Linked DNA regions of Homo sapiens: region 1 is linked to region 2. Evidence: read pairs that join two places in POLR2A ChIA-PET (ENCODE). Cell type or tissue: PC-9. All regions are shown on one strand. Links, peaks and the distances in the headings refer to the core of each region. The heading gives the core; the rest is flanking DNA. Region 1 overlaps GMDS (GDP-mannose 4,6-dehydratase). Region 2 overlaps GMDS (GDP-mannose 4,6-dehydratase).

The links. Peaks named below come from ENCODE experiments on the same cell type or tissue, not always from the same donor. Only the 100,000 strongest peaks of a DNase experiment are listed, where the experiment ranks them.
Region 1: POLR2A ChIA-PET joins it to region 2 with 5 read pairs; 2 of 35 experiments call an interaction of 5 or more read pairs at or near these places.

Annotation. Positions count from the first base shown.
Region 1 is chr6:1,790,744-1,807,089 of GRCh38, forward strand. The region is part of intron 7 of GMDS (GDP-mannose 4,6-dehydratase); the gene reads right to left. Among named protein-coding and RNA genes, the nearest start is that of FOXC1, 190 kb to the left of the region's middle. RefSeq lists an enhancer at 6,462-6,641. In PC-9, for the core only: no CTCF peak of the experiment used is centred there; no DNase peak of the experiment used is centred there.
Region 2 is chr6:1,629,106-1,645,451 of GRCh38, forward strand. The region is part of intron 9 of GMDS (GDP-mannose 4,6-dehydratase); the gene reads right to left. Among named protein-coding and RNA genes, the nearest start is that of FOXC1, 27 kb to the left of the region's middle. RefSeq lists enhancers at 1-889, 890-1,816, 4,619-5,119, 7,471-8,002, 14,792-15,739. In PC-9, for the core only: no CTCF peak of the experiment used is centred there; DNase peaks (open chromatin) are centred at 7,376 and 8,266; H3K27ac peaks cover 2,095 bases.

The sequences.
Region 1 (16,346 bases), core at 8,916-11,415, 160 kb after region 2:
GAATGCCAGTTCATTGACAACAATCGTGATACTTAGGGATTAAGTGTGAAGAAGTTCTGCTGCTGCCTGCTTTACCTCTTGTGGTAGGCTGAGTAATGCCTCCCAAAGATGTTCATGCCCTAACTCCTAATCAGTGACTATGTTACCTCACATGGCAAGATGGTCTTCACAGATGTGATTAAGAGAATGCTGAGTTGGGGAGTGATCCCGGCTGTCTAGGTGGACCCAATGTCATCAAAGGGCTACAAGGCAAAAGGTCAGAAGACAGAGAAGGTAAGTGATGATGGAAGCAAAGGACAGAGAATGTACTTTGTAGGCACTGGAGAGAGCCACAAGCCAAGAAATGCAGGTGGCCTCTAGAAACTGGAAAAGGCAAGGAAACAGATTCTCCCCCAGAGCCTCTGGAAGGGATGTAGCTTTGCTAGATACCTTGACTATAACACTCATTTGGACTTCTGATTCCAGAACTGTAAGATGATAATTTGTGTTTGTCTCAGTTTGCTTGGGCTGCCAATACAAACTACCTTGTACTGGGCGCTTAAACACAGAAATTTATTTTTTCACAGTCCTGGAGGCTATACTTCTGAGATCACACTACCAGCATGGTCTTTTTCTAGTGAGGATGCTCTTCCTAGCTTATAGATGGTGGCTGCATTCTCACTGTGTTCTCAACCGTGGTGGGCTGGGGGAGAGCTCTGATGTCTCTTCCTCTTCTTATAAGGACACTAATCCCATTATGAAGCCCTGGCCTCTTGAACTCATCTAAACCTAGTGATCTCCCAAAGGCCACATCTCCAAATACGATCACATTAGGAGTTACGGCTTCAACATATGAATTTTGGGGAGACACAATTCAGTCCACAGCAGTGTTGTTTTAAGTCACTGGTTTTGTAAAATCAGAAAAAATAAGAAACAAGTATGGTTTGTTCCCTTCCTCCTAAGTGGAATTAACATATTATTTCCTGTTCCTAGAATACAACGTGCATTTTGGTGTTTTTAGGAAAGATTAAACCTGAATATATTTTTAAACTTTACTACTGTTTATAATATACAGCCAAATGACACATTTTTTAATGAATTTTTAATCTAATCAAAATAGCATATATAAGTAATATAGAAAGTCAAATATTGATGAGACTGATAATAAAAAACAGAAATCTCTTGTTTCTTGCTCCTCCCACCTTGCCAGACTCTTCAGAGTCCCCTTTCAATACTTATAGTTTGCCAAATGATGTGTCTATTCTGTTATCTCCTGATCGATGTATTTGAGGAATTAACTACTGACTTATTACAGCACTACAGAATTTTTAGCATATTTATATACTTTTAAACTCACTTCCCCTCTATAATTACTTCTCAATTTTTGGTTAAGTCTATATTCATAGTAGCAATTATTAGTTTCTATATAAATATTATTTTCTTCAGAGTCAACTAGTATAACATGATTTCATTCCTTTCTTTAAAAACCCATCCCCTTTCCCCACCAGGCTTAACTGTTAGTTTTTTTTTTTTCCTCGGATTAGTTTTCCTTATATATCATTTTCTCACACTCTCCAACTTTCTATAACACACATGCCAATGTAATTTTTCATACCTTCAAACCTGTCAGAGAACCTACTGCTTCCTTTATACTCTTCTCCTGGAAACATCTCTCTTGAAGGGATCAGTGTTCAATCCAGTTTGTTTCACCTTCGATACTGATCGTTTCACCTAGACCAGCTACTGTTGTCTGCTTGGGACTTCCTTTGCTGTCATCCTGAGAATTCCCTTCTCTCTCTGTGTTGGATCTCCTGCAACTATTCCTGAATACTACACCTTCACCTTTCTTGATGTATTCCCTTGTTTTGGTAGAGTATATCTACCAATAGCTTTCTCAGAAAAGTACATGGAGGATAATTACATTAAAAATGATATGTGTTTGAAAATATCTGTAATACCTTGACTTGGTTTAGAATTTCAAATTAAAAGTCATTTCCAAAATTTAGAGGGTGGTTTTGCTCTACTGGCTTCTTATTCCAATATTGATAGAATGCCAAATTTACTCCTGATCATGTGTCTGAAATCTGTACTTCTGGAAGTTTTATGATCTTCTTTTTAACTCCAATGCTGAAATATGACAATAACAGTATTTGGTGTGGGTCTTTGTTCATCCACTGAGCTGGACAATTACACAGCCTTTACAATCTCAAGAATTACATTCTGCTCTGGGAAATTTTCTTCACATATTCATATGATAATTTCCTTATATTTTCCATCTCTCACTATGAAATTCTTATTAGACGTTTTCACTCTTCAGTATATCCTCTAATCCCCATGTATCTCATCTTCACCCCTTTCTTGATGCCCTTTCCCTATCTACACTCACTGCAATAGTGATCTCTTCTAGTTTCAACAAACGACTTCTTCAGGTTTCCTCCAGGGGCACTGTGGGGCAGTTTCCTGGGTCATGATACATTCCCCAATGTCCTGTGTTCTATGATAGTCTCAGAACCCATGATAAAATGACTATGCATTTGTGAGGTACTTCTCTACTCCAGGACGGCTTTAGGAGCCTATGAATCTGTTCTAGGGATAGAGATAGAGGTTAACATGAGCTTAAGAGTTCCAGCTCACTTCAGAACAGTTTACAAGAAATTCAGATAAACTTATAAATTCCATTTCCCCTTAAAGTAGGCCTGAACCAGGGTGGGAAACCTTAAATGACCTCTTTCAAGAAGTTCATGAACAAAAATCTGACTTATGATCTTTAAGATGTCCATGGACTTGATGAGTCTGCTTTTATGTCAGCGAATGTCATCAACTCCAGGACACCTGGATGTTTCTGAGCCACCGCAGGTGGAGACTGGAGTACCTTGTGTACAGAGGTGATACATATAGTTTATTGTGAAGGCAGCTCATCTTCCTACTTTAAAATGCCAAAGGAAGTCAAAAGCCACGTAGAGGAAAATTACTACCCTTTTCCTTCATTCTCTGCAATTTTATGGTCACCTGGAATTCTGGGTTTCTCATTTTGCTTAGTATTCCTGGAGAAACACAAATTCCCTGCCAGTGTATCTCACATCTCAGTGCTTCTCCCAAATGTCTAAGATTTTAAAAAAACAGAAAGTTTGACCAGCTTATTGCCAAAAATGAAGAAATGTTTGTACTCAGTTTAAAATATAATGTGCTTAGGTCTATAGGACAGAGTCGCCAATAATGGTAGAAGTGGAATGATGGAAAGGGCTTTACACACTTACGTGGGAATAACTTCATTTTAAGTGAACAGGGGATGAAGACGGATACTTCTAAACAAAGATTGGGTCAGTGAATGATTATCCCAGGAGGATGAGAAAAAAGAAACAACAAAATATAATGTTTGGATCTATCTGAGGAGTTTATCCTAACATTTTGAAATGAATTTACTGGCCACTTTTCCAATGCCCTATCAACACCTAGAGGGTTCTTTCTCCTTTTATGATAAACCCATGAAGATTTCCAGTTAAATAATTGCATTCCAAATCCCATTTACGTATGTCTACTCTAATCCAAAGATTTATTAATCTAAGATATTCTCTAAAATAACTTCACTGAGGCAAAAAAAAAAATACTTGGAAAATTGCAGCACCATATATAAACCACTGAGGTGGTACAAAACATTTAAATAAACAAAGACACATGTATATCAGCAAAAATCACAGGGAAAGGAAACTACGGCATTATATAGAAAGCTGGGTGTTTGGTTGGTGGTCGAAACCATGGAATGTTCTATGTCTAGGGACAGAATCTGAGGTCAAATCTGGTACTGAGAAGCTGCAGAAAATGTACTAGCCTTAGAGAATTTGGCCTCAGTTTGACTTCATAACACAGTAGGGTTAACACTGTTGGGTTGAAGGAATGATTAAATATCATTTTCAAAACTTCCTCTCAACTCTGGATATTAACAATGGTACCCAAATCATTTTATAGATTGATTGAGAGCTATATACATTTCCTGACAAGACCTTTATATGTGTACTATTCGGGACACGTCATTCTTATCCCAAATATATAAAAATCATATGGAACCTCTGAAAAGGAGACAGATGGTCCATTCTAGATTAAATGTATTTAAAAGTTAATTTACAGGGGTGAGCCACTGCACCTGGACGATGATATCCTAAGTAATCTAAAATGAGGCTGGGGTCAAGGTGCGGTGGCTCACCCCTGTAATCCCAGCACTTTGGGAGGCTGAGGTGGGGTGGGTGATTACTTGAGCCCAGGAGTTTGAGACCAGCCTGGGAAACATAGCGAAGCCCCATCTCTACAAAACAAAAACAAAAACACAAAAATTAGCCAGGCATGGTGGCGCATGCCTGTAGTCCCAGCTACTCTGGAGGCTGAGGTGGGAGGATCACTTGAGTCCGGGAGGCAGAGGTTACAGTGAGCTGAGACAGCACTACTGCACTCTTGCCAAGGTGACACAGTCAGACTCCGTCTCAAAAATAATAACAATCATCATCATCATCAAAAATGAATGTATTTTCATACATAGACTTCTACATGCTACCAAAGACTCTGAGGTACAGATTTTTTGTTTTTTAAGGAATTCCCAGTTATATCTAAAACCCACAAGGCATCAAAATTACACTAATGCATACAACACTAGTCTAATGGCTAAAATGACTGTGTGGAGTCTACTGATCTTCCTTCTGAATATTCATCCCTTTTCCCATATATCTGTATATATACATACAGATATATGATGCATATATGCATATATTTCTCTTAAATCATTTATTAGGAAGAGTATCTATGCGTGCCTCATAAACTGTATTTCCTTATTGGGGAAAAATTAAAAGGTGAATGAAACATTACAGATTTTAAAATGATAATCAAACAATGAGAAATGGGCAAATCAGGAGGAAATATGCTTTGAATGCAAATAAAATTTAAAGATTAGTTCAAAACAGAAAGTTCACATGAAATGCTTCAATGGTATAATAAGCTTTGCAATTTAAAGAACTTGTAAATAAATGTTCTTATTCTGAAAGCAGTTCATTCACATTAACAGTCATCCACATTTCAGTGTACTCAATTTAAACATCTCCTTAATTTTAAAATATTCAAGAAACATTTGCAACAGGACCCTAAATAAGCACTCAGATGAATGCTAATAATTTATCCGAAATATATAATCTGCATAGTCACAGTGACCCAATAAACAGTGAGGCCAGAGATGGGGGGAAGGCGGGGACTGGCCAGTTCTCTTCTCTCTACAAACTCCACCAAATTAGCAGGATGCCTGTATCGGAAGAGAAAGTGGTAACCAGAGGTGTGGCTTCAGCGGAAAGAGTTCTTCTCCCCATGTAAGCACAGGGTTGTGTATGCTTCTCTATTCAACAACCCCACAGGACCTGGAGGGCTCTGCAGCTGTGAACTGTGGACAGGGCTCTGGGGAAGAGATCCTGGAATGCTGGCTCTGGAAGTCCACCCAGCCTCATAGTTCCTCCTTGTAGGCTTACCGAGATCTGGGATCTGTAGTCATTAAATCTTAGGCAGGAAGACATGTAGGAAAAAAAATCTATGTAAGAAAAAGTATGAAACTTGTCATTTTTCAGTATGATAGATCTTCAAAAAATAGGATAAAAAGTGAAGCTGGTCCAGGTTATAGACTACTCTTAGTGTATTTTCAGACCCTTGTGGCACTTTTAAAAAATACAAATTCTCAGGCCTCACGCCTGCAGACTGCAATTAGGTATACTGGAGAGGGGCCCAGGAAACTCTAATTTTATAAAGCTCCCCAAATGCTCATAATGATCAAGTCATGTTTGGGAGCTCAGATTTGATGCTGTTTTGGAAAATTTCCTTGGGATAATATGACTTCAAATCACAACCCTCAAAATTTATTTCAATCTTCTAATATTGAACTTCTACATACACTTGCTCCATTAGCAACATAATAATTCACTGACCCTCTCGCTTCAGTTAAAAATAACAATCATAAAATATTAATTTGCTGTGTTTTCCATTCAAATGCTCACTTTGTTTTAGTAGCGAAAAACTTGAGGAAGCAGAGAACAAGCTTCTTCCTTCCTCTGCACTTAGGAAAGATGTAGCTCCTTCAAACTGTAGTGATGTTTGATACGCTCATCAGATGCTTTACCCATTCCCTTACAGTAAGTCAGTAAAAAAGTGATCTGATTCAGTGAGGAATGTTTATTCAAATGGCTCAAAAATGTAGGAAGAATGGTGTTACTATATGCCCAACAAATGATCCTTAGATCATGACTGCTGTGTGCTCAAGCAGGGATCCCTAAACCCCAGGCCAGGGACCAGTACCAGTATATGGCCTGTTAGGAACTGGGCCGCAAAGCAGGAGGTGAGCAGCCTGCAAGCGAGCATTACTGCCTGAGCTCTGCCTCCTGACAGATTAGCCAAGGCATCAGATTCTCACAGGAGCGTGAACCCTACTGTGAACTGCACGTGCGAGGGATCCAGGTGGCACACTCCTTATGAAACTCTAATGCTTGATGATCTGAGGTGAAACAGTTTTGTCATGAAAGCGTCCCCACCCCCCAGTCAGTGGAAAAATTGTCATTTAAATGTTATAGCTGGCCTGCTATAAGCACAGGTGTATCTGGTAAACTCCACATGTTAAAAAGGTAAAAAGAACTCTCTCACTTCCTTCTTGAGCTTAGGTCATAAATATTTTAATAGACTTGTGTCCACCTATGCTGACTTTCTATGAAACTGAAAGCTCCTCTCAAGTAAGTGTTTTGTGATGTTTTGATTTGTACAATGAAAAGCACAGTGGCAAGTATATGTCAGTACTATCATCATCATCAGAGTTACTAACATTTTAAAATAGTCACAGTCCAAAGCTACACACATTAATGTGTTTAATTTCCCACTGGAATCCTATGAGGTAAGTATGAATATTATCTTCATTTTACATAGAGAGAAACTGAGGCAGAAAGAACTTAATAGACTTGGCCAGCATTTCACAGCTAGGATGTGTGGCAGAGCCGGTATCTGAACCCAGGAAGCTCAGAAATTATGTTCCAAGGGACACCATTCACATAAATACAAGGGAAGGTGTGCATTTGTGGACCCCAATGGGCACAGCTTGGAGTGTCCTCTATAATTACCAGATCCCATGCCTTGGCATATACCAGGACAGGTTTGCTAACAAGTCAAGGCATCTGCACTTTGATAACAGACACTTTGATGTCTCTGTTTGTTTCAGTTTTGTCTCTGACTCATTTTTCAGTTCTAATGCTAGGAATGTCACATAGTTATTTCCTGGTTTTATATATTCAAAAGTACTCCTGGAAAACATCTTCCTGCAATTCTTGAACAAAGGAGTCAAAGGACACAAAGTTTTCACATTTTTCCAGTTTTGGTTTCGATCTCAGTTTGTACCAGCTTCAGAAAAGCACTCATTCCAAAGTTCTAGAAATTTCATTAACTGTGACTGCACTCTGAAGAACAACCTTGCTTAAATTTTGATGTATAAATTTACTTCTAATTACAGAGCACACACACACACACACACACACACACACACACACACACACACACACTCCTGTCTTAAAAGTTTTAAGAATTTAAAAGCTATCATTGCAAGATGCAACTCCACACTGTGGTATGATTTTCATATAAGTCACTGTAGTGGATAATTTTAAAAGAAACCAGATTTTTAAAGAAATATTAAGAAACTGTTTCTGTACTTAGTTCTCAGATAAGAGCAGAACCTGTAGAACCACTGAGTCTTGTGCAAACCTTTTGTGTGGGTGGGTCTGGAAGAGCATCCAGGCTTTCTCGTAGCTGGAATGTGAGTGAGGCCCATGTGGAGGTAGAAGCGTGAGGCTCCTTTGGATCAGAAGGCTCTGTAATTCTGCCTAAAGCCAGCCACCCGCTGAATCTCCAAGAGAAGGCAGAAGCCATCCCTTCTCTTGGCGTATTACTTGTTTGGGAGTCCTCCAAGCGAATGTCCCCTAAATGTCAAACAGAACCGAGCACTGTAAAGTTCTGTTTTGCCAGTGCCTCCCTTGCAATCAGATCCCATTTTCTGGTTTTGGCATCGCATACTGTTGGAGAATACGAGACAGCTTTGTTGACACCTACACCGGGTGTGTGAACTGCAGGCTATGACACACTGGTGGCAACACAAACCTGTATCTTGCTTGCTTCAAAACATACTTCTTCCTTATGGAAAGTACTGGAACACAAATAACTTAAAAATCCCCCAACTTACTTCTGTCAAACATAGGGTGTTCTGGGCCTGGTCCATACTTCACCAGCCAGCAAAGAGGCATTTTGATCACTAAGACTTGTTTTCAAATAGGAACTTTCAAACCTTTACTCCTACCGATCCCTAGGATATCGTGTAGGTCAAAGATTAGCGAGGGAAGGGACTGGAGCCAGGGATCTGGGCTGGAGGTGGAGTAAGAGTGGAGAACTGGCCGTGACGAGGGTGGAGGGTGCGGGTGGTGAGGGGAGGCAGCTAGTTCTGTGCTTCCCGCTGGCAAAGAGTCCCCCGCTCCCTCCTTCTTTTCCCCTCAATGTTCAGATAATAAAAAACAGTCTCTTTAAAACATCCAATTTATTATGGATTTAATCTCTAACGATGATATGCTGGAGTGGATGGCATATATCTAAGAAAGCTCAAGCCTTGGCAACACGGTGCCTTTTGACTCCCAGCCACCTGCCTTTGGTCTAGTTTTCTTTTTCAAGTTGTGATACCTCTGATGGGAATAATTTTTAAATGGGAAAACTGTGATCAAGATATACTTTTAAGTCTGAAGGTCTTCATTATTATCGAAATAGGTGAAAGAAGACGAGAAAATAGGGCTGTGCTTTTCCTTCCCTACTTTCTAGTCACATTCTAGAATAACAGAAGTCAGGAAAGAAGGAAGGCAAAGCAAGGAAATCAAGAGAAATTGGCTGAGGGGCTGGGGAGGGAGGGAGAATTAAAACTGGAGGGAGACTCCAGAGAAGATGACTCTTGATATATGCATATGCTACCCATTTAATGCTGTATGTTGCCACTAACACACATTGTTGATTTCAGGGTTACAGCCTACGAAACAAACTGCGTACTTTGTTCCTAGATACACTAATTTTGGGACTCCCTCTCTGAACACACAAGAAAACTCAACCACTACTTCAAATACCTCCTCACACATTTATATCGGTTGGAGATTTGTTTAGATTAACAGACTCTCCAAGGGTTAAGATAGTAGGTCATTCATACCTTAATGTCTTTTTTTAAAAAAAATTAAAATCCCAGCTAGCTGCAATGGTCTCAGTGATTCAGAGCTTTGCAGTAAGGGAAGAGAGCAGGAGGCCAGGGGAAGAGGAGGCCAGCCTTCCCTTCCTTCCTCCCACCTTGACTAGGGCTGCTTGATGATGCCCATATGGTGGTTGGCCTCTGAAATTCTTCCTTCTCGACAAGGTCTCCTGAAATAAAATTTAGGTTTCCAAGGTGAATAAGGTCTAGTTTAAGTAACATGATATATGGAAATAAAGAAGCTTCCGATTCTGAGAACTCTGGTTGTGAACCCTAGCAACTCCAAACACAGGTTGTATTGATATTGGTGAGCTTCTTCAACTCTTTAAGTCTCAGTTTACTAATTTGTAAAAAGTGGATAGTAACACCAACCTTTCTCAGGAGGGTTAGACATCTATAAAAGGCCAGCAGAATGTTCTTATGACTCCTACTCACAACCATTTCTTTTCTTTTCTTTTTTTGAGATGGAGTCTAGCTCTGTCACCCAGGCTGGAGGGCAGTGGTGTGATCTCAGCTCACTGCAACCTCCGCCTCCTGGGTTCAAGTGTTTCTCCTGCCTCAGCCTCCTGAGTAGGTGGGACTACAGGAATGAGCCACCATGCCCAATTAATTTTTCTTTTTCTTTTTCTTTCTTTCTTTTTTTTTTTTTAAGCAGAGATGGGGTTTCACCATAATGGCCAGGCTGGTCTTGAACTCCTGACCTCAGTGATCTGCCTGCCTCAGCCTCCCAAAGTGCTGGGATTAGACATCTATTTCTTCAGAGCACTGCACAGTTATCATCAGCTCCTTAGCCCTGGGTGAAGCAGGCACAGCACAGCAAACAGCTGCAAGAAGTGGATGTGATTCTGCATCTGAAAGCACAGAGGTGGGTCTGGACCTCCAAGAATGGAGTCACACCAAAAGATGTCAAGGTGCTGAGTAAACTTCTGGGAAGAACTGCTGGAGGAGCGAACTCTGGTTATTGGTGATTCTTGAAGAGTGTGTCCTGTTTCAGGGTAGTGAATGTGACAGATCTCTGCAGCAGGCAGCTGCCACTTCATCCCTGCTCCTGAAAAGTGACACTCGGGGGATACAATCTGCTTCCAGGTGCTCCCTGGAGCCCGGACCATGAGGACCTGTGACTAGAATAGCCTGCCCAGAGCTGTAAAATGTGCTTATTCTATGAGACCTGCACCGAAATTACCTTTCAGGAACAGAGAAATATTCTGTGAGGAAGCTATGCAAGGTGGCCTCTTGAGGAAGGGGGCACAAGTAGACATTTCCAGTTTGTTCATGAGTTTTCAAAAAAGCAAGCTATGCTCCTTACAGGAATGAGAATCTTGCCTTGTTGGAGAATAATGAGTACACAGATTTTTGTGATTGTTATTCAAGCTGCCAATCCTGGTAGCTATTCAGTAGATAAGTAATTAGTAACAGTTTTGTTGGACCATGAATATCAGAGATTCATACCCTTTGAATAGAACCTTAATACAGCAGTAAAGGTTTATAGCTGTATAAAGCTGTCCAGCTGGAGTGGAGGCAACCCGCAACATTTTCCATGCAAAACCCACTCACATGATGCATTCCCCACCCCACCTCACTCCCGTCGGAGAGGCAGGGCAAAGGGAGCAGATGTTTGCACAGGAATTTTCCCAGGGCTTAATTCAAGAAGCTAAAACGGTGAGCACACCTGAGCAAATGAGGCCTGGCTCTGGCGGGCAGCCCCGGGCACAAGCCCCACATTTTTCCAAGACTATGTTTTCCGCACACAGAGGGCCATAGAGGGTAGAAAAGAAAGGCATTTTCAAGCTTGAAAGTTGGAATTCTGTCCACTTGCTATACTGTTCAACTTTATCAGCTTTCATGAGGGGACAAAGAAGAACCACAGTAATTTTTAGCTTGTTGAATTTTGTGGTTTATTTATTTACATCTCAGAGAAAGACTTCATCTAATGCTACCCTCCCACCCCGAATAAAAACGGCACTGGACACTATAATGTTGAAATAGCCACTGACCTTAAAAGCCACTGTCTCAGGCATTGCCAGTAACAAAATTGGGAGTTGGATATTTAAGCAAATTGTACTTAATAAAGGCCATATTTGCCTAAATAGAAAAACGGAGATGCAGTACCACCTAAAGTGAAAAAATGTTGAAAGTTTCAGTAGATTATTCCAATGTAAAATAAAATCAGCTTCTTCAAATATTTCAACAGAGGTACAAGTCTTCATTTGAGAATTTACATTTCCCATAAATTAATACTGTCCTAATGAATGTACAATTTTGCAGACACCAGTTAGTCTGGGATCTTGCCTATAGTCGTTACTCAATCAATATTACTTGAACTGAAGGACAAGACAGCAATCTGTGAGACCAAAAAAAATAATAAAGTTTCTACACAGCAAGCATTTTCTATAATAGGCATATCTCAAACTAATAAGGCAGGAAGTATATTTAAAAAAATGTTTTTGCTTTAGGTCTAAAAGATTTTCCTTTCCAACTATAAAACAGCTGAAATCATGTATCCTCAGCCCAACATAATTTCACGCCTAATTTATGGAAATAGAATACCAAAGGCCTCTGAAAGGGAGAGGGCAGGCAGGAGAGAAAGGATAGTGTGACATTAACACAGGGACCTGCTCCGCTGTTGTTCGGCAGGAGGTAGGCCTGGGCGAGTCTGCCCTACAGGGCGGCACAGTAAGATTCCAGCAAAAACATGTGTTATGCGGGGAGGAGGGGGCGCTCCGCTGAATGAACTTACTGTTACCTTTTTCCCCCTCTAACATAAGTCTTCTTTTTCCTGATACTGTCTGAATTTGAAACATCTAATTTAATCCATTGGAGGGCCAGTCTTCCTTTTATTTCCTGTCTGTACTGAAGCAGTCGCCTGTTTCAATTACGACTTTCTCCAGCTCCTACATTTCTTGTGCTCCAGCTGGCTCAAAGTGCACTTCCTTGGAAGGTAAAATGCACTAACTGTGCTGATCGGAGACTGATAGCTGGAGAGCCACAATATTTAATAGCTGCGCTGATAAGGAGGTTTAAAAAAATCCATTTTTGAGCCTAAACAAAAGGATATTATGTAGCTGCATGTTCAATTAAGATCTAGTTAAATTCTTTTTTCCCATTATGTGGAACCTCATGCAGGCAGCCGACATAACTCATAGTGTTATGGCAAATTTCATCGGCACTGTATGTTTGAGAAATGTTTCCCTCCTGCTTTTCAGTTAGTTACTGCTGATTTGGGACCAGCTTGGTGCAATTATTTCAAAGAACAGAAATGTGGGATTGATACGGCATTCTTGCAAAACCCTGGCTGGCTAAAAATAAGACTGTTTTGCAGTCGAGAAGGCAAAAAACGTCTCTGGGCTGTAAACACCAGTCAATGTATTTCTTTTCTGCTTTATGAAAACCACAATTTTTTTTTTCTTTTTTCCGTCTCTCCTTACTCATAGTGTAGTTTAATTACAGTTTAATCTCTTTCAGCGAGCAGCCCTTGAGACCTTATTGTTCAACCACAGTATTATCAAGGCTACAGCTACAATTTATGGCAAAAGGTGGAGGCTCCCCTTTAGAAAAACCAAAATGCTCCCTTCCCGTCCCCAAATAAATAAATAAATAAATAAATATAATAGTTACTTTATTACAAACTCACATTACAAATTTTTATTAGGCTCTAGAGATGCCAGGCCAATAATTAAAGAAATACCTGAGAGGTGTTGATCAACACTTACCCTGTTTAACTCTGCTGGGTCAATAAATCTGCAGGAAAACTTTTAAGTTAACAAGATTGTTTGGGCCTCTAGTTGCTGAAAATATTTGGTTACACTGAGGGGAAATGAGGTGGGAGAGAGTGGAGGAGAGGTTCAGAAGTAAAAAATGGACTCTCCACTTGCTTGGGGTACAGGAAATATACAGTAAAGAGTTTGCTGCAACTGAAGGGGTGAATAAGGTCAGTAAATTATTTTTGCTGCTTTAAGCTCACAGGTATGATTTAGTGTCTCTGAGTTTTAATACACATTTTGAAAGAAGTGCCAAAATCCTAGGGGTTTCAATAAAAGAGAAGGTAAAACTTGGCTGTTCACCACAAGAAAACAGATTCTAAGCATAAGGTGACTGCTCAAATTCAAGGCGAAACTTTAACCATTAATTTGTCGTTGTTTTTGTTTTTAATAAGATGCGCTGTTTCCTTTTTGTCTTCATTCTTTAAATGCTTTATGGTCAATTTGATTTGTAAATTCATTTGCTCTAAAGAAGCAAGAACAATAAAAGCTCTCTGTGCAGTTTGCCAGTCCTCACTGCTACGTGGCGAGTTCCCCTTGTGCACACCAGCTTGGTTCTAAAGAGGCCGTGGAAGCCATGCATTTCCCGTCAGTCTGAACTCACGGCTGGCCAGCGGGCAGATGCCCATGTGGCGCACCCCGGCCATCCCTGAGGCTCATCTCCACCACTGGTAACTGTGGCGTCTGCCACCTCCACTTCTCCTCTCTGCTTTTTTCTTCCCCACTGTTGGGATTCTGGGTAAAACTGTTGGCTTTATTGCTAATTTTGCCAGTGAATCAGAACTGCAGTGCGTGCTGGGCCTCAGCAGATTCACTACCACAGAACACTCAGATCTCCTATGTGTCATGAATTGTATATGCTTTCATTTAAAATTATAGAACTTCATTATACATTAACTTTATAGAAAGAAGCCAGCAAACAGAAAATTCTAAAAATTTATTAAAAACTCACTTCGAATCCTTATCAATAGGTTTTTTTTTTACATGGCAGAAATGTGTTTATTCTATTTTGTGATTTTCTAAAATTCTTTAACATCATACGCTCATTTTCAATGGCAGCTGAACTATATTACCCTTAATATTTTTTAGGCTAAAGTCATCTCTGCCAAACTTTAAGGCATAGAACACTAAGCTCTCAATGGAATGTATTTCCAAGGGCTTCAAAAGAATTAATGCCTTCGTTCGAGGAAAAACCTTGGTCTCTAAGTATCCTGTAGCCAACCTTCTAAAGAAGTTGAGTGGCTTTCTATTTCAAAAAGAAATGAAGACAGCTATCTTACCATCTATAACAGAGTGTGAACTTTCCCACCTGCTTTATTTCATTTTTGGAGCTGATGGGTCTCTCTTCAGTAACACAGAACTCATATCTCTGTCTTTATATTGTTAGATTTCTATAAGGTAAATTATTAGTTTAGTTCTTTGAGATGGTTCAATGCTAAGTTGTTGGATTTTTATTAAATATTAATATAAGAAGGGGTCTGACATTTATGCTTTATTTTTCCTGGTAGTTATATATGCACTACAGTATTACAAGATACACTGTTTCTTTTCTGACCAGGAGGAACATATCTTACTAAAAAGTGTATTTTGATGTATTGACAGTCCCCCACATACATGCCACTGTACAGAGTTATATGGTATTCTGCTGTACTGCTCTAACATGTTTACCATAAGCATTCTAACAGTACAGGGCAGCAGTTCCCAAAGTATGGTCCAGGCACCTCTGGAGGTCTCTAAGATGCTTTCGTTTGGTCTTCAAGGGCAAAACCATTTTTATGATAATACTAGAACCATACTTCTTTGGCATCCACATTCTTTCACCGATATACAGGAGATACTGAAGCAGTTAAGAGAACTCAACTGTCTTCTGTTAATGCAGACATTAATGAGATTTTTTTAAATTTTGAAACAATGCCACTTTACTAATATTTTTGTCTGGGAAAATACAGTTATTTTTCATAAAAATATTTATCACGTTATTTTTAAATGAATAAATATCCTTTAAATGTTGCAGTTTTATCTCCTACTATGGTTGATAGATATAACCCACATAAGCAAAAGTGCTTTTGGACCCTCAGCATTTTTAAGACTGTCAAGAGGAGTTCTGAGACAAAAACAGTTGGAGAAACTCTGGTATAAGGTATTTAGGTTGTTTCCAATTTTATGCTCCTTCATTATGAAACTTCAATTTATATGAAAATGTAGATATATGTAATTGTGGTAAGTATATAAAAATATATGTGGGTTCTGGGCTTGCTGGTATGAGACAGTAGTCCCAGCTACTCAGGAGGCTGAGGCAGGAAGATCTTGTGAGCCAAGGAGTTTGAGTCCAGCCTGGGCAACATAGTGAGACCCTGTCTCTAAAAAAGGAAACAAAGGAAAGAAAAAAAGCTTTAAAAAGGTATCTGGGTAATCAACTTTTCTCTCCAAGTCCAATTTAGTCCCTCATACATTGGAGGAAGGAGTTAGTCATTCAAAAATTAAAACAGGTCCTAGTATTTGCTTATCATAGGCTAACGTACTGAATACTACTAAAGGTTCTTATAAATTGAAAACTCGGTTTTGGATTAGAGAGGCAGATTCCTTTAGATTAGGGTTTATGCTGTCAATGTAATTCAAATCAAAGAAAGACTGAATTTCAGGATGGGTGCTCTATCAACTGTCAAAAGAGACCTCGAGCACATGGGAACACACACACACACACACACACACACACACACAGGCACGCACATGCATACACACAAATCCTTAATGAGACCCGAGTCTGTAGGCTCTTTTGTAACTGAACAAATCGGGGCTTAAACATTGTTTCCACTCTGTCCATTTTGTTATTTGACACCAAAACCGTCTGTTATTACAGCTATTAATAGTTGGCAGTGACATATAATAGATTTGAATTTGTCTAGGTTAGAATTTAGGATTCTTACATATCAAAATGAGAAAGAGGCTCTGTTGATATTTTCACATACTGATACTAGCATTGAATCACAGGGTTTTATTTAAGCCATGGTTACCTTTCAAAAATAGAACCGTAAATATCTCTCAACTTCAGGAACCAACTAATGGTTCTTCCTCTGAGTTGACAGCCACTGCTCAGTCTGTATATGTATGTCATCAGGTTTAGGATAAAGAAATCTCATCATTCAACCACTCCAGCCTTGTGAATTATGGATAGATTCTGTCTTCGTGCTATAAATATAATATGCATATTTGTCTTAATTTAGACCAGAAAAATCTCAATACGGGGAGAGGAGTGGAAGCAGTTTTTATGCTTTGAAAAAGCATTTTCAGAATTATAATTTTTTTTTTGAGACAGGGTCTTGCTGTGTTGTCCAGGC
Region 2 (16,346 bases), core at 7,114-9,613:
ATAAGACTGGGAAATAACAAAAAATGAATTCTGAAAGATCCCCCAGAAAATTTGCAATATACGACATCTCTTCTTGGGTGTAGCTTGAAGCCTTACATGCTCACGAATTTATCCTTTGGTTTAATCCTTCCCAAAGAGGGAGCGAATGTCCGAGCAGTAAGAAATGCTGTGGTGTTAACAGCGGTAATGAACATTTCCCCTCTGTTCCCTTACTGCTGTCTATCCACACAAACTGAAGTGGAAGTCAGACCTCTCCTTTCATGACAAGGGGCAATAAGAGAGGAGAAGAAAACAGCAGGCGGTCCTGTCTGCTCAGGAAGCGGGACTCGGTGGGACTGTCCGTAGGCAGAGCTCAAACAATGCTCAGGCAGCCTCAGGGAAATGGAGTCAGTCAGCACTGGCCCGAGGAGGGTGCAGGCAGTGGAGAGGAAGTGGCAGAGGGAGGAGCAGGCCCTGCACCATGGCCTCGTCCGTGGCCACCCTTATGGAGGCTGCCGTGTGGCAATCAGCGACGGTGTAGACTTGGAATAAAACCACCACTGGACACTCCCACTGTCGCCACTGTCACCTCTGCTGGGAGCCTCCTTAGATGACTCCGGACGTGCGGTCCAGTCCTCCTGCATGGTGCCTAATGGGCACTTTAAAATCCTCTGACCACCCCTCTCGCCGATCCCACTTTTCTGATGGGATCTCGGTAGAATTTGTCATTTGGGATCAGCGGCTGTTAAGCACTACTAAACAAATGGAAAGAAATGCATCCATCCGTATGCATGCCCCAGAAACCAGCGACAAAGTCCGGCTAGTACAGTAGAGCTTTCGTGGAAAGTAAATGAGAACGTGGTCTTCATTATATGCCTACTTGTCAATAAAGCTTAGGGTGGTAAAAAAAGTTACAGGTGTTCACTTCAGGAAAGGAGAACTTAATGGCATGTATAGTGCAACCTACATATAAATGGATCTTTTTTCATTTATATTTTAAAAATATGGTTGACATAGTTGACATAAAACAAGAATTGTAGTTAAGCAAAAAGGGCTCATAAGCTACACAGACAACATAATTATTTAGGAGAAATACAGGATTTAAGCAAGTTAACTTCCTTTTAAACAAAGTTTTAAAACATATTCTGGAGAAAGCCCTTTCTAGCAGACATGCTGGAGATGTGTGGAGATGAGTGCGGCGGTCCTCTTTCCTCCATGGGACGAACCGCATGTGGCCTATGCAGTTTATGCCACCCCAAAGCTTGTTCCTTTCCCCAGACCAGGCGGTTGCCCTGGCTGTGTCCGCCTGCCCATTGGCTGCCTGGCCTTTGACTGGGACAGAGGAGCATGCTCCCCACCTCCTGAGTGGGGCCCAGCCCAGGAACATGCCCACTGTCTGCCCTGTCCAGCCCTGTGCAACTTTGAGGCCTTCCCCGTTCAACCAGGCAGCAGTCTGAGCCAGCTGAGCAGAGGAAAGCACTTCTCAGAGGCTGCGCTGGGAAGCTTTTGGGGAGCTGCCTACTCATAGGTAGGTGTCTAACAGGTTTCTTTAAATGAAATAACCATATAAGACTTTGGGGATGTCATCTTGCATCATACCTATTTACAAGGTGCTGCGTCTGTCTGTACCTGTTCTACATCTGAATTGCAATCGTGGAGTTAATTTTTTGTCAGCTTTATTTCTTGATCCGGTGCTTACAGTAGCATCAGCCTGGGGAAAGCTAGATTAATGACTGTAACTAGAGCCCTCTTGGTTCCGGTTAGTTCACTGATCTCCACTCTGACGAGCTGAGATGGGGGGTGGCTGACTCATAGTTGTGATGCGGGGGCCATTTAATGAAAAGGAGATAAGGTTGTCAGTGACCTCAGCATTCCAGGCTTCAAAGCCAGCACCATGTTGGTCGGAAATTACTGGTTACTGTTAATAACTGGATCTAGGGTGTAAAGATTTACCCATGCTGGAAGGAGGTGGCAAAACCCCGAGGACAGGAGATAAAGCGCCTTTGAGTGGACCGATTAGGGACTCTTGTGACATCGCTGGCAAGTGGCACCCTGGATACAAGAGGAAGGCCGCTGTGCTCTTGCCACTTAGGGCTTTCTACCCTCAAAGCGCTTTATAGACATCAGCTAATTAAACCACAAAACAATCACATCCAAAATGCAACTTAAGAGATTTTGTATCTGTTGCAGGTGGCCTCTTTCCTAGAGATGAAAGTTCTGTGCAAAGCAAAGTATCTCGGAGGTAAAAGCTAAAGTACTTGTCATCTGGCTTATCTTTACCCCGCACCTTCTCATCTAGGAATGCCTACCTAGGCCACAGGGGATCCTGAATTGCATAAGAGGAAGGTAATTTTCCTTAAGCTTGTTTCCTTCTAGTTTGTTAGGAAATCTACCCACCTCTTAGAAATGTCCCCCCCTCCGCCCCACCACCACTGCTTCGGACATGAGTACTACACAGTACAATGTAGATGGGGTTTTTTTCCTTTGTGGTTTTTCTCAATGTATACAGTATATTAAGTCCTCCAATTCAACACACCTCACTTCAATAATCCTTCCTTCCTCCCTCCCTCCCTCACTCCCCTTCCTCCTTCTCCCCAATCCAAATATAAATAACGTAACAGGGTCATTCAAACAGGGTCTATCAAACATATACCCACAGGCTCCTCCAAATATTCATTCCCTCAGCCACTTCTTAAGCAACTCAAGGCCTAGCCAAACACCTGACCACATCCAGATTCTTGCTTTTTGGCCATTTCTCTGGGGACTTTTATATTGGAGAAAAGATTAAGACAATTACTGTGATATCTGTTAGCAAATTTTTGGAGAGGTATGGAGAGGAGATGAGCATGATGACAACTCTTTAGGTTTACTATAATTCTGTTATCACTCATTTGGCCACCCATCATCACAGGAAGGCTCAGAGGGTTTTGTCAGGTGTCTATACTACATGGTCACCTGGCATTCCTTCTTTACATCTTCATGAGAGGAACAAAGTCCTATACCGAAATGTATCTGCAGAGGTATTTCAGCCAAGTACTTGAGAATGTCACAAAGTCATCTAGTGGTCAGGTTCTGCCATTCCTAGTCCAGCAGTCACAACACTCAATAGGACAAAACCCTCTGTAGAATGTGTTGTAAACAATACACTTTACACACATTAATTTGAGTGGCAAAGAGGTCTCTAAGTAATAGATGGTATCAACACACAGAAATATCAACTTAATGCTGGATGGAAACTGACACAGAAGAGTCCATATTGTACATATTGTATGATTTGCTGTATGTGAGGTCCCAGAAGAGGCATCCATGGTTATAGAAACGAGACTGGAGGACAGGGGAGGAGTACTGACTGGGAAGGTTCACCAAGGAACTTTCTGGAGTGAGGAAATGCTCCTTATATGAATAGGAGTGTCGGTTACAAGAGTGTGTGCGTTTGTCAGAACAGATCAAACTGCAGTTCAACATTTGTGCATTTCACAGTATATAGATTTTATCTCAACACAAAAACGTGGCCAGGCATGATAGCTCATGCCTGTAATCCCAGTGCTTTGAGAGGCTGAGGTAGGAGGACTGCTTGAGGCCAGAAGTTTGAGACCAGCCTGGGCAGTATGGCAGGACCCTGTCTCTACAAAAAACTTTAAAAAATTAGCTGGGTGTGGTGGCACTTGCCTGTGGTCCCAGCTACTTGGGAGGCTGAGGTGGGAGGACTGCTTGAGCCCAGGAGTTTGAGGCTGCAGTGAGCTATGATTACACCACTGTACTCCAGCCTAGGTGACAGAATGAGACTTCGCCTCTAAAGGAAGAAAAATTCGTGGACACAACCAACATGGCGGCATTGCTGGAGAGACCTGGAATCACAACGTGGCTCAACCACTTAACTCTTTCTTAATAACTCTGAGATTCAGGTTTTAAATCTGTAAAACGGGGACAGCAAGGCTTGCAAAGTTGTGTGAGAATTCAAAATTGCACAGCTGCTTTTAACAGCTAGAACCATTTCTAATTCATCCTATACAGGCTTTCCATTGAGGCTATTATTTATCACTAAAATGTAGGAAAAACGATTCTTTTCATTTCTTGCAGTAACATCATGGATGAAGATGTAATATTTTTAAGTGGGCTGTTTTATAGTTTTTCTTTGATACTTACATGCAACTTTTACCCTGCACCCCAACCCTTCCTCTAATTTTAGATAATCATTTTCTGAATAGCTGTAACAGAGTGTAGAAGATTTTGTACTCTGCTGTCCCTCAATTTCTGCAAACATTTCACAGTCTCTTGCTTGCTTGTTGCCACATATTTACTGCTTTAAGCCTTGGAGAAGCAAACGTGGACAAGAGAAGGCCGTGGCTGTCATGAAGCCCATGTTCTAGGGTCTGGCAGCACAAGAGTTGGCGGAGACCTGAGTTTCGGCTGATGGGAGTGCGAGGGAGCGACTGCAGAGGGGGCTGGCTTGTTGGAGGGCGGGAGGGCACTCTGTACTGGCTGGGCGGGGAAGGCCTTCCACAGAGGTCACTGGATCAGAGATCTGCACAATGTGCACGGGCCGGTCACAGAAAGATCTGGGGTGTGAGGGTCTCTTGGGGACACTGCAGGTAAAAAGGCCTTAAGGGAACCCCGGAGAGAAGGCTGCTGTGACTGGGCATGGGGAGTGACGGGGAGAGGAGCCCATGACCACGAGGCTGGGAGGGACACAGAGGCAGGCACTGTTGGCCTCCCGGGTGGTTTCTGCCATGGAGCCCAGGCCTTTCCCAGCAAAGCCACGTGGTCACAAGGCTCTGCTGTCTGGTCACAGTGACTGCCTTGGAGTATCTACCGCCTGCAGGCTGTGGCTGGAGGTTGGAAAGCTGGCTACCTCAACCTGATGGAGCTTACAATTCTGACTTTCTGGTGCCAATTTTTGAAAGTATGGAACTGACTATAAACTGTCATTTAGCTGTGTGTCTTTTTAAAAAGGTGGACGAGTCGTTCTTGCCCTGCATGGCCCAACTCTAATACATAATCCCTCTTCCCCTGGAAAATCTGCCACTCTTTGATGTGCTTGGTCCACCTAACCTAAAAGCACCTGGCGACTCAGGTGCTGGCCACTGCAGCGGGACTGCACCCAGCTGGCCCTGAAAGACATGGAGACTAGGGATCACCAGAGGCAGTAACCTGGCCATCCTATTCCAGCACCTGCTAGGGTGTGCTGTGATAGGGCTGTCCCTCTTCTGGCCAAATGAGGACACGCTCAGCCTCTGAAGGCTACTGAGATGCCGCTCCACCCTTCATTTCCTCCTGCCTGAAGTGAAGCTGTGACCCTGAGCTCCCCTTGCTGGTTAAAGGCCTTCTCCTTTCCCAGTAGCTCTCAAGAGGATGAGGCACAGCACTGAAACCTGTCTGTGTTTTGAAAACATTTTTACCATACTCTTGTGTGTATGTGTTTTTCTCTGTCTCTCTCTGGGTGTGTCTCTCTGTGTCCATGTGCACTATGTAAAAGTCCACTCGTTTACAGTGAGAACCCGCTCACTTTGAACTCCATCCTTTACCGGCCCAGCACATCCAATATGGAGTCTGGGCTTTGCTTAGAGCCACAGTGGGGTTTTAAGTGCTGGGGGCATATGCTGCGATGCATGAGTTCAAAGATGCCTGCAGATGCTGCCTGTGGGTTAGAAAGAGGGGCAAGAGCAGGGGAGAGACCAGCTAAGAGACTCCAGTCACAGATGTGGTGAGAGACGATGGTGGCCTGGACACGAGGGGTGGGGAGGGGACATAGCGACGGAAAGGCGTGGGTGAACTTGAGATGATCTTGGAGAAAGAGCAGAAAAGGCCTCCCTGGGGTTGGAGGCGGTGGTGGGGGAAAGAGGACTGACAGAGAACTCCTAGGATTTTCATCTGAATGAGAACGTTTTTATTGCTTTCAAAGACATTCTACGAATCAACAATGCCAGAAGCGAAGTTCTCCTAGTGGAGTCTGCGTGTGCCTCTCACCACAGCCCTGCCAGCATTACGTGTCATCTCCTTTTTCACGATTTCAAGATTAGAGAACAGGGACTCTTCCAAAAGATTACTTCTAGAGAATCACCTGTGATCTCTCATATCATTCCATGGAGCACGCCTTCTTGTTTTGATCCTGATTTGAGGCCAAAGCCTCTCTGCTGAGCAAGTCTGCTTAGCTCTGGGAAAGGGGCTCCGTTTCACATGTCCTGGCTATGCTCCTGTGAAAGGCAGGCTGAGGGGAAACAGCTTGTCTTCTTCCGTGACCCTGGTCCACGGGACAGGCGAGGAAAGGGTTAAGGCAAGCTGTGTCCACTGCGCAACCAACATGGCCCACTTTCATCCTCCGGCTGCAGCAGGAGGAAGTCCGAGAGGGGGCCTTTCACATGACATCATAAAAGCCTGATTTATCGCCGGCCACCAAACATCTAGAAAATCATAACATCCTTTCAGGAAAATGCAGTGGAAAATAATCAGGCTGACTTTGATGGGAGCTTTGGTGGGGACTCCGAGGGCGACACTGTGCGGCGACCCTTGGCAGGTGCTTTGTTTGCCGTCGGGGCCAGCCTCACTGACAAGGCTGAGGGTCTGTGCTGTGCAAAGCCCACCGGGGGGTGTGGCCCTCAAGTCTGCAGATGCAAACGAGAGCCTGGTTCATACTCTGCCAACTTGCCTAAAATGATACTGCGGTGGATGTGAAGGCGCTTTGGAAAAGACAGCTCTATCCAAATGTGAGAAATTACTGATTACAGCCTTGTACATAACCCACAGCCACTCCAGGCAAGCAGGGCCCAGCCTCGGCACCTCCAGCACTGCGTCTGGGAGCTGCTCTTCTCTGCTCTCAGCTGGGGCTATCTTTAGGACACTACTGTTTGGTTAGAGCCCTTTCCTCACAAGGCACTTTTCCTACGTCGCATTTCCAGAGTAACCTGCCACCGTGGCAGCCCTCCTCATCACAAAGAGGACTAGGAGACGACAGAAAAGAGACATTCCCAGAATGTCAGCGGAAATAGAAATAAAGGGATGAGATCCGCGTGCCACGAGGAATCTGTTCCAGGAATGTCTGCATCTCTTCGGTGCTTCTCTTGCTCAGTAATTTGATGAAACCACCAGCAGGAACCTCTTCTTTGATGTGCACAACATGCTCTCCAAATAAACACAGGAAAGAGGGACAAGGGTGGCCTAGAGTGTGGGATAGTTCTAGAAATCTGGCCACATCAATTCTAAAAAGCCTGTTGGCGTAGAAAGTAGGCCCATCTTTGCAAAGTAATGCCCACTCTGAAGGTCTTGGGATTCCTGAGTTTGGAGAAGACAGACAATATAAAGATTGAGCCAGGGCTGACAAAGGGCTAGCCTGAGGCTGAAGTTGGGCAAAAATCAACCCTTGGACTCAATTCAAAGTTACTTTCACTTCATTTAACTGTTATACAAGGAAGCGTGCAGCATGAAGATCACTCACAAGATGATCAAGAGACTCATGTGAGAACACAGCCACCAACACCTCTCTGGCCGTCCTGAAGGTGCCTGGAAGGTTGGTGCTGATGCGGCCCCCATGGAGGAACGGGCTCCCATGGAGGGATGAGCCCCCAGGATGGAGAGCTCAGGGCCTAGCCTGACACCATGAGCCTAGGATTGGGGGCACTGGCTGCCACACAGGCAGCCCTTACCACGCTACGGTTATGTCCTTGCAAGTTTGATTCTTACCCGTACCAGTGGGCCCCGGAAGGTCTGCCCATGCCTCACCTGCCCAAGGTTCTGTGCAGGAATGGGAATGGCGTGGAAGGCAGCAGGGAGGAGAGGTGAGGCCTAGGCCTGGCCCTGTAGCACAAGCTCTGAACCTGGGCTTGCCTCACCTGCACACGGGGGATCGCTGGGACCGGAAGAACTCTAACGGCCCCTCTCCAAGCTACTGCTTGCCATTCTGCCAGGCCTGCTGGTGCTCGCATAACACCTTGAGACTGCTTCTTGCCTTGGGGACCCCGCACTGTGCCTCCTAGCCCAGCGCCAGGCATGGCTCCAGGCAGCTGTGGCAGCAGAGTGGTAGGACTGAAGGTGTCCCAGCTGGGCTCCATCTGGCTCGTTGTCTGCACTGAGTCTGAGTCAAGCCAGGTGTCTGGGGGAGCTGGGTGACTCAGCAGATTGTCAGGTGGCAAAGGGTGGAGAGGCCTCCCTTGGCCCTGGTCTCCCTGCACCTCTGCCCAGTAAGGCCTTTCCAGGCATCTCTCCAGGCCCAGGAGCCCCGCAGCTGGGCATGTGCTTCCCGGCCGGCCCCGCAGACAGCACTTGTGAGGAGGCAGGTGGCCTGGAGGGCAGAGGTCTGACTCAGTTCTGGTGTGCTGAACAAGGCCCCGAGGAAACTACTGCTTCAAACTCTCCCCCGTGAAGGCACGGCTGGACTTCCGGGGAGCTGTCACCTGTGCCAAGTCAGGCTCTCTGGGTGCTTATGCTCTCTCGTGGCTATAAAGCGGACACTTGTGGCACCTTATTGCCCTGGGTGGAGCAGGTCACTGAAGCACTTGCATCACACATAAATAATGGCACAAGGGGAAGCACGTTCCGCACCAGCACAGATCATAACCAAATGCCTGACCTACTGCAGACTGTTGTGGGGACAGAGGCCTCCATGCAGAAGGCTCCCAAGGGGAGTTCCCTCTGCAGTGGGCCAGTCAGTCCCTGCACTGGCTGTTCAGAATGGGTTTTTTACCAGTTTAGACAAGGGTTCCCCGAGGGCCCTTAGACCAGCAGCAACATGCCCCCTGTCCTTCAGCCTTCTAACAGTCCTACGAGGTAGGCAAGGAAACGGCGGTGCTGGTAAGTGGGTAACTTGCCGTGTGCCACTCGAGGTGGATCCTGGATTCAAACCCAGGCTTATCTGACTCCAAAGACTAGGTTACTAGCCCATTAACCTAGACCACCTCCCCTGAGGGTCTTCTCTCTTTAGTTATGTGTGCTGACACTTGGTAACAATAAATGCAAAGCCATGCGTTCACCACCAGGTAGAGGCTGAGGTGTGTAAAGAAAGCATTTGCCAACAACACGGACAGAAGAGAGAGAATGTGCTTCTGCGCTACAGGGGTCCAGATTAGATTAGAGCAGAGACAGGAATGGAACCTAAGAGTTAGAAACAAAGGTGGGGGGCATGAGAGACACCAGGCAGAAATGAGCATGGTCTCTTCATGTCAAAGCCCCACACTAAAAAAGCCTGATGCCGCCCTGGGTTTAGAGCAAAACAAAAATTCCACTGCTTTTCTCCAGCTGGAGATGAATGGTTTCACAGAGGGAACCCTGGCTGAAGAAAAAGCATCTTTGATTTGGTTAATTAACGTAGCTTTCTCGAAAACACTGATCAGCTCCTCGAGTGCCAGCAGGATGGCCATGATCCTGAACTTTATACTTATGAGCAGCTTAAACACAGGCCACTGGCTGTGTGCCCATGGATTCATTCTATGCCCCACCCCCCCAACCCCCGACACTATGAGGCCGTGAGACTCCCAGACTTCCTCAGGCAGGACTGGGCTCTGGGGGGCATTATTCAAGGAAGTATTGCCTTTGAGGATGGCAAGGAACACTCAGAGCCACCTGACATGGGAACTCTGGGGTTTGGGATACTACCAAGGGACCTTTGCTTGGTATCTGTTCCCTTCAGAGCACTCTTTTCTATGAAAGGAACCCAAGTCACAGAATTAGAAAGAACTCTCTGGGTCTTATTAATGCTACCACCATGACTACTAACAGAAACACAAATATTCCTTAGGGTGTGGAGACTGAGGGAGACCATGTTTTCAGGTCAATGGGACCTGCATGAGTAGAGTGAGTCTGGAGGTACATAAAGACTTTATCTACAACTACTTAGCTCATGAGTCTGGATAGTGAGAGTGCAGAAAGAAAGAGACACCTTGAAATCTTCTTATTCCATCCTGGCCAACATTCGTTCATACATGCAGTCAGCCCAGAAGCTCAAGGTCAGTGATGGAGACTGACATAGATGGTGATCTCCGACAGGTACCTGTGTCTGCGGCAGGCAACAAGGGCAGGCTAGCAGATAAGGAGGTGGGTGCCTGTGGATACGGGGAGAGGGCTCAGGCTTGAAGAGGAGCAGGAGCGGAGGAGAGAGGGCTGTGTGGTGGCCTCCACAACGCACCATGTTAAGGATGCCACTGAGGCACTTGCAGAAACAGATACTGGGTGACGTGCCTAGCATTTTCCCACTGGGGGAAGTGGAAGGATTAAGCTACCTTCACAGTGGGACGCAGGAGGCGCTCACAGGCCAGTGAAGTGAGGGCTCTTGGGAAATACTTCCCAGAGAAGATATTCCCTGAGCTGGGTTGTGAGGAACGAGCAGAAGGTAGGGAGACGAAGTGCAAGGCTAACAGTCCAGATGCAGACAGCTGTTCAAGGACCCAGTGGTGTTAGAGAACCTCCCAGAACTGCCCCGTTTAGTACGGCTGGGGGCCAAGTGGAACTCTCTCGTTTGCTGAATGTGGACCCCCCAGGTGCAAAGCAGTCATCGCCAGCTGAGCATGAGCTTTGGAGTCAGATCCAAGCTGAGGCCGGGCACGGTGGCTCATGCCTGTAATCCCAGCACCTGGGAGGCCAAGGCAGGTGGATTGCTTGAGCTCACAAGTTCGAGATTAGCCTGGGCAATATGGTGAAAGCCCATCTCTACAAAAACCAGCCGGGTGTGGTGGTGCATGCCTGTAGGCTCAGCTACTTGGGAAGCTGAGGTAGGAGGATGGCTTGAGTCCGGGAGACAGAGGCTGCAGTGAGCCAAGATCATACCACTGCACTCCAGCCTGGGTGATAGAGCCAGACCTTGTCTCAAAACAAAACAAAACAAAATGAAAACACAGATCCAAGCTGAATTCCAGTTCTGCCACTTACTTCCTGGATGCCCTGAACCTCACTGGGCCTAGGTTCCATGATGTATAAGCCTGTTGAATGATATCGACCAATGCTAAAGATCAGAGATAAAATCAGTGCCTGATGTTGGGTAAGTGCCCGACAGACAGCAGCTCCTGCCACTGCACAGTCAGTGACGGCTCTACTGGGGCCCAGGGGATGCAGTTAGACCCCAGAAGGATGTACCAGTCCATGGCACCAGCTCGGCAGCACTGTTGCCCAAGGCTCCCCCACATCACTCTTCAGTTCTAGCAATCTGCTGCCCTCCTCATGCAGTTGGTTCCCGACAGCCTGGAATATGCTTCCTCTTCTTCACTGAAACTGTGCCCGTGGAGAAGCACATGGGATTTAGGGTCACAGAGACTTAGGTTGACACTAGATTCACCACGTTTGAGGTGGCTTGGTGTCCTCATCCTCAGGCATGCCACACCTGCAGGTGTGTTATGCACCTGTCACGGGGTAAGGCCTTCCACGTATGCTCGCTCTCCTCCTGCCTCAGGTCCCTCTTTAAGTGTTGGCCACTCCCCAGCCTTGAACCTCCCTGACCTCTCTGCTGAGCGGCTCTCTGAGGCTATCCCATGCCCGTGGAACATGCTGGATGTGGCTGTGCCTTCTAGGTGCCCGTTTTGGAGAGAATACATTTCTTATAAACAGCAGGGCAGGCTGTCTCAGGTGTGGTTCCAGAGCACATGGAATGTGCCCTTGCATCCCCACAGCGCAGGCCCAGGGCTGCCGACACAGCAGCCAACCAGACACACGGGGAGCTCATGTTCTACTGTGGGGGCACTGTCAGTAAACAGGCAATCAAGGAAACAATCAGGTGGTTACAAGGCCTCTGATAAAAAGAAAATTGGGTAATGGGGGGGGTCACGAATGCCAACACGGTACTGTTTAGGCAGAGTTATGATTGACAGTGGGGGCTGCCCTGGGTAAAGCTTGAGGTGGAGGGAGCAGGCTGGGCTAGGGCCCTGAAGGGCCGGCTGGTTAGAAACCCTGAAGTCCAGAGTGACCCCATGGGGCTGGGGTCAGGGAAGCTGTTACAGGTGGCGTTGGCTCCACAGCTGTGAGAATTATTTCTGGCTTCCTCAGGAAAGATCCCTGTATATATTTCTTCCTCTGGGTGCTCATTAGACCCTTTGCCTGCAGATGGTCTTAGGAGTTCCCTTGGGGAAACTGGTGGCTACTCACATGCTGGAGATTGGACTGGACTCATTTTGGGACATCCTGAGACATGCTGTCATTCAGGGGCTTCTGGGGCTCAGTGAGGTCCTCATCCATTCCTGTGCACCCTGGAGGTCCTGAAGGATGTAATTCAGGGGCTAGTCTTGTGTTCCTCAGGGACAATCTATGTCACTGTCACGTTAGTGAAGATAAATGGAGAGAAATATGCCCTGCCAGCTGGTGGCACTCAGAAAGTGCCATGGAGCAGCACAGCCTGCGTCTCAGAATGGACAGGAAAAAAGCTTTATCTTCTTCCTGTCAAAGGAGGGAAATACCTTGTGGAAGGTCAGGGTGCCGTGCACCTGGCAAGTGCCTGCCTGACCCCAGCCTGTGGCAGAACCTGAAGGGCCACTGCGATCTTTATCAGGTGACTCAGTGCTTAGCACTGGGGAAGGGCGGAGCATGGAGCAGGCACAGAAGGTCCCGTGGAGAGGCCCTGAGCAGCCCAGACAGGAGCGCTCCATTCTGCTGCTCAAGGCATTACCTCCAGCAGTCAGGCGCGTACAGCTCGCGTCTCTCGGATGATTTCTCTCTCTCTCTCTCTCTCTCTCTCTCTTTTCTATCCCTCTTCTCTCTCCCTTTCCTTCTTCAGGATTTAATTAATTGAAAGTCAGGTTTTTAAATATTGGTCAGCCTCCTGTTGGATATTTGGGGTCTGCCCTGGGGCTCCCCCACGCATCTCTCTGACTTACCTTCATGAAAGGTGAAGCGGAAATACCCCAACAACTCGGCACACTTCTTTTGTCCCAAACAGTGGAAGCACACTAGGAAGTTCTCAGAACCCCGAAGAAGGCCCTCGTTTCACCTGCTCCTTCAGGATGCCCCTGTCCTTTCCTACTGGCCCCTGGCTCAGAAAGATCGCCCTGCGTAGCACTCTCCTTTTCATCCTGTCCTCGCTCACTTGGAACCCTGCTCTTCAGAAACTAAGGGGAGCGCAGCAAGCCTCAATTCTCTTGAAATCTGGGCAGTTTCCATCTTTTTTTTTTTTTTTTTTTTTTTTTAAGAAAAAAATAGAGTCTCACTCTATCGCCCAGGCTGGAGTGCAGTGGTGTGATCTCGGCTCACTGCAACCTCCACCTCCCAGGTTCAAGAGATTCTCCTGCCTCAGGTTCCCAAGCAGCTGGGACTACAGGAATGTGCCACCACGCCCGGCTAATATTTTTGTGTCTTTAGTAGAGACAGGGTTTCACCATGTTGGTCAGGCTAGTCTCAAACTCCTGACCTCAAATGATCGGCCCACCTCGGCCTCCCAAAATGCTGGGATTACAGGCGTGAGCCACCACACCCGGCCAGTTTCCGTCTTTAAACCTACCCCAAAGGTTCTATAACTGTTGCTCAGATTTGTCTGAAAATTTTGGTTTTGTCAGGGAGAAAATAAATTTCTCCTTCAAAATCTCCACCTTCCCCCTAAGGTGAAGGTCAACCTGGTCTTTGTCCTCTAGGTTGGAGAACGGGGTTCCATGGTGACCATCGTCCTGAGTCCTTATGCATAACAGACGTGGAGTAATATTTTGACTTTATAAAGCCTGCTTCATGATGGCTTCTTGTGTCTTTGTGAATAGCACAGGTGGGCAGCTGTGCTGGTCCCATGTGGGCGACAGGCAAGCTGGGCCTGGACGGTCTGTCTCTCCAAGTCCAACAGGAAGATCAGGATGGGCCTCGGATCTCTGCTCCTAAAGCCGGGCCCCACGAAGCCCCTTCCCTTTACTCCTTATGGAGTCCCCTTCCTCACTGAGTTTTTTCCCCTATTTTAAAATAGCTCTTCACAGAGAATCTTTGGGGGCTTTTAAACAGCCCTGGTCTTAGCAGAGTTAACACAACCACATCATGAGGGATCTGCTGACGAGGGGGGCATCCTGCAGAGCCGGTCCATACTTCCTTTTATTTTCTTATCCTGAGTCTCTTCCCCTGAGTCTCCCCAGAGAAACTGGTGATTCTCAACACATCCTGTGGAGTTTGTGAAAAGTGGAGCTTGGTGAGGTCCTCAGCCAGGTGAGATGTGCCGGAATCTCCAAGGGTGCCCTCATAGAAGGTGTCTGAGGATTGATTCACCAGACCAGACAAGTGTGGGGGGCAGGGACAGCATCTCACTCAGCTTGGTGTCCCTGAGACCCAGCCCATTTGGCAGGACACACAGGCATTGTAAGGAAATGCAATTTCCTTACGCCTTCCTGAAAACGAACCCTGACTGCCCACGGGGCAGCTGAGCCCCCGAGGCTCTGTTGCTGCAACTGTGCTCATCTCCAGGTGGCTGTCAAGGTGCTCATGCCTTCCTCGGCTCCCATGGCATAAATGAGGCAAGGAGAGCCTTCGAGAGTCCTTTTAGTAGAGTAGGATGTGGTTACCAGGGCCTTAGGCAGTTGTGGGGATGCTGGTCAAAGGATACACACCTATAGCTAGGTGGGGACAGCGGAAGTTCAGAATCAGCAGATGCATAGAGACAGGGGTGGAGAGGTGACCACCTGGGCCACGGTGGGGGGGACACTGGGGACTGCTAATGGTTATGGAGTTTTTGCCTCCGGTGATGAAAATGCCCTAGAGTTGATTGTGGTGATGGCTGCACACTGAGCAGACTAAAACCCATTGATCATATACTTTAAGTGGGTGAACTGTATGATGTGTGAATTATACCTCAATAAAATTGTTTAAAAATTAAAAAAAGTTGAAAGTCTCTTCCCAGCTCCCCTCCCCTCTAAAAAAAAAGTCCTTTTAAAAACCCTGAGAGGAAACAAAGGAGCAAAGCACCCTGCAGGTGGGCCCTCTCTAGAGGCCAAGCCTGACTCCTCAGCTGACAAGGCTCCCAGGGCGGACGGCCCTTACCCAGCCCCCGTTGTCCCCAGACACCTCCCCTCTGAGCCCCAGGGCCCAGCGCTGTGACTGACATTGCCCCGTGTCCTCGGCCTGCTCTTCTGGCAAGGAACCCCCGGTCTGAGGTAGGTCAGCACGGCACCTCAGCCTGCAGATACTAGTAGCCTGCAGCCACCAGTATGAGGATCCACTCTTCCTCCAGGGACCCACGCGGGGAGGGCCCTCCACCGCCAGGGGAGACCCCTGATTCCACCCGAGCGAACGTGTGAACGATAGCGGATGGCACTGCAGCTGTGACTAGGGCCTGTCAGGTGGACTGCAGATTGCCACCTGGAAGCCCTCTGCTGGGCATCCAAACCTGCCCTCAACACAGCCAGAGCCTTCCTGCCTTCCTGTTGGCGTCTCACCATTGCCATAAATAGGCTGCATATGAGCCGCTAGGCTGCACTCCCCACAGGCTCAAAACTTTGCTGCTGCCTGCACTTTGCTCCTGCCTTTCTCACCACCTTGCACTTTTTCCTCCCTTCCCAAGTTCCCCAGCTGAAATTCTCTCCACTTTAGAAGACCAAATTTGTGCTCTAAGTCAGCCAACATTTCTCAGCATCTCCTGTCGGGAGGAGCCAGGTACCGTCCCACAGGGAGCTGCTCTAATCCCTGCTGCCCGCCCAGGAAGGAGATCCCAAGGTCCCTGATTTATGGCGAAGAGGAGGGACTGTGAGGTTTTCTGGTGACCACAGAGCCAGGGTTCACGGCCACCCCCACTGCCGTTTCTTGCACCTGTACTGTGAGCCTTGCACCCACTGCAAGCTCTGACAGCTTTGGCTCTCAGGGCCTGGCCAGCACCTACATTCTGCAGATGAGGAAGCTGAGGCTTAGTGAGTAACTTGCCCAGAGTCACGAGGTTAGGAAGTGGGGTGTATCAGGATGAGATTCAGACTCTGGTCCTTTTTTTTTTTTTTTTTTTAAACGAGACGGAGTCTTGCTTTGTCGCCCAGCCTGGAGTGCAGTGGCGTGATCCTGGCTCACTGCAACCTCCACCTCCCAGGTTCAAGCGATTCTCTTGCCTCAGCCTCATGAGTAGCTGGGATTACAGGCATGTGCCACCACGCCCAGCTAATTTTTGTATTTTTAGTAGAGACGGCGTTTCACCATGCTGGTCAGGCTGGTCTCGAACTCCTGACCTCGTAATTCACCCACCTCGGCCTCCCAAAGTGCTGGGATTACAGGCATGAGCCACCGCGCCCAGCCTGCTTGATTCTTATACCCTGTCATCCAGCACACTTCCTTCCCCAAACTGAATGCAAGCCCCCCATGGGCAGAGAATCTATGGTGCCCATTTTCAGTCACCCGTGCTGTGCCTAGCATAGCTTCCTGCACCCATCAGCGCTAAAATATCCCACGGATGCTGTCTTGATGGCAGAAGGCACTTTTCAATCACTGTGCAAATGGCGCCTTCTACCCCCATG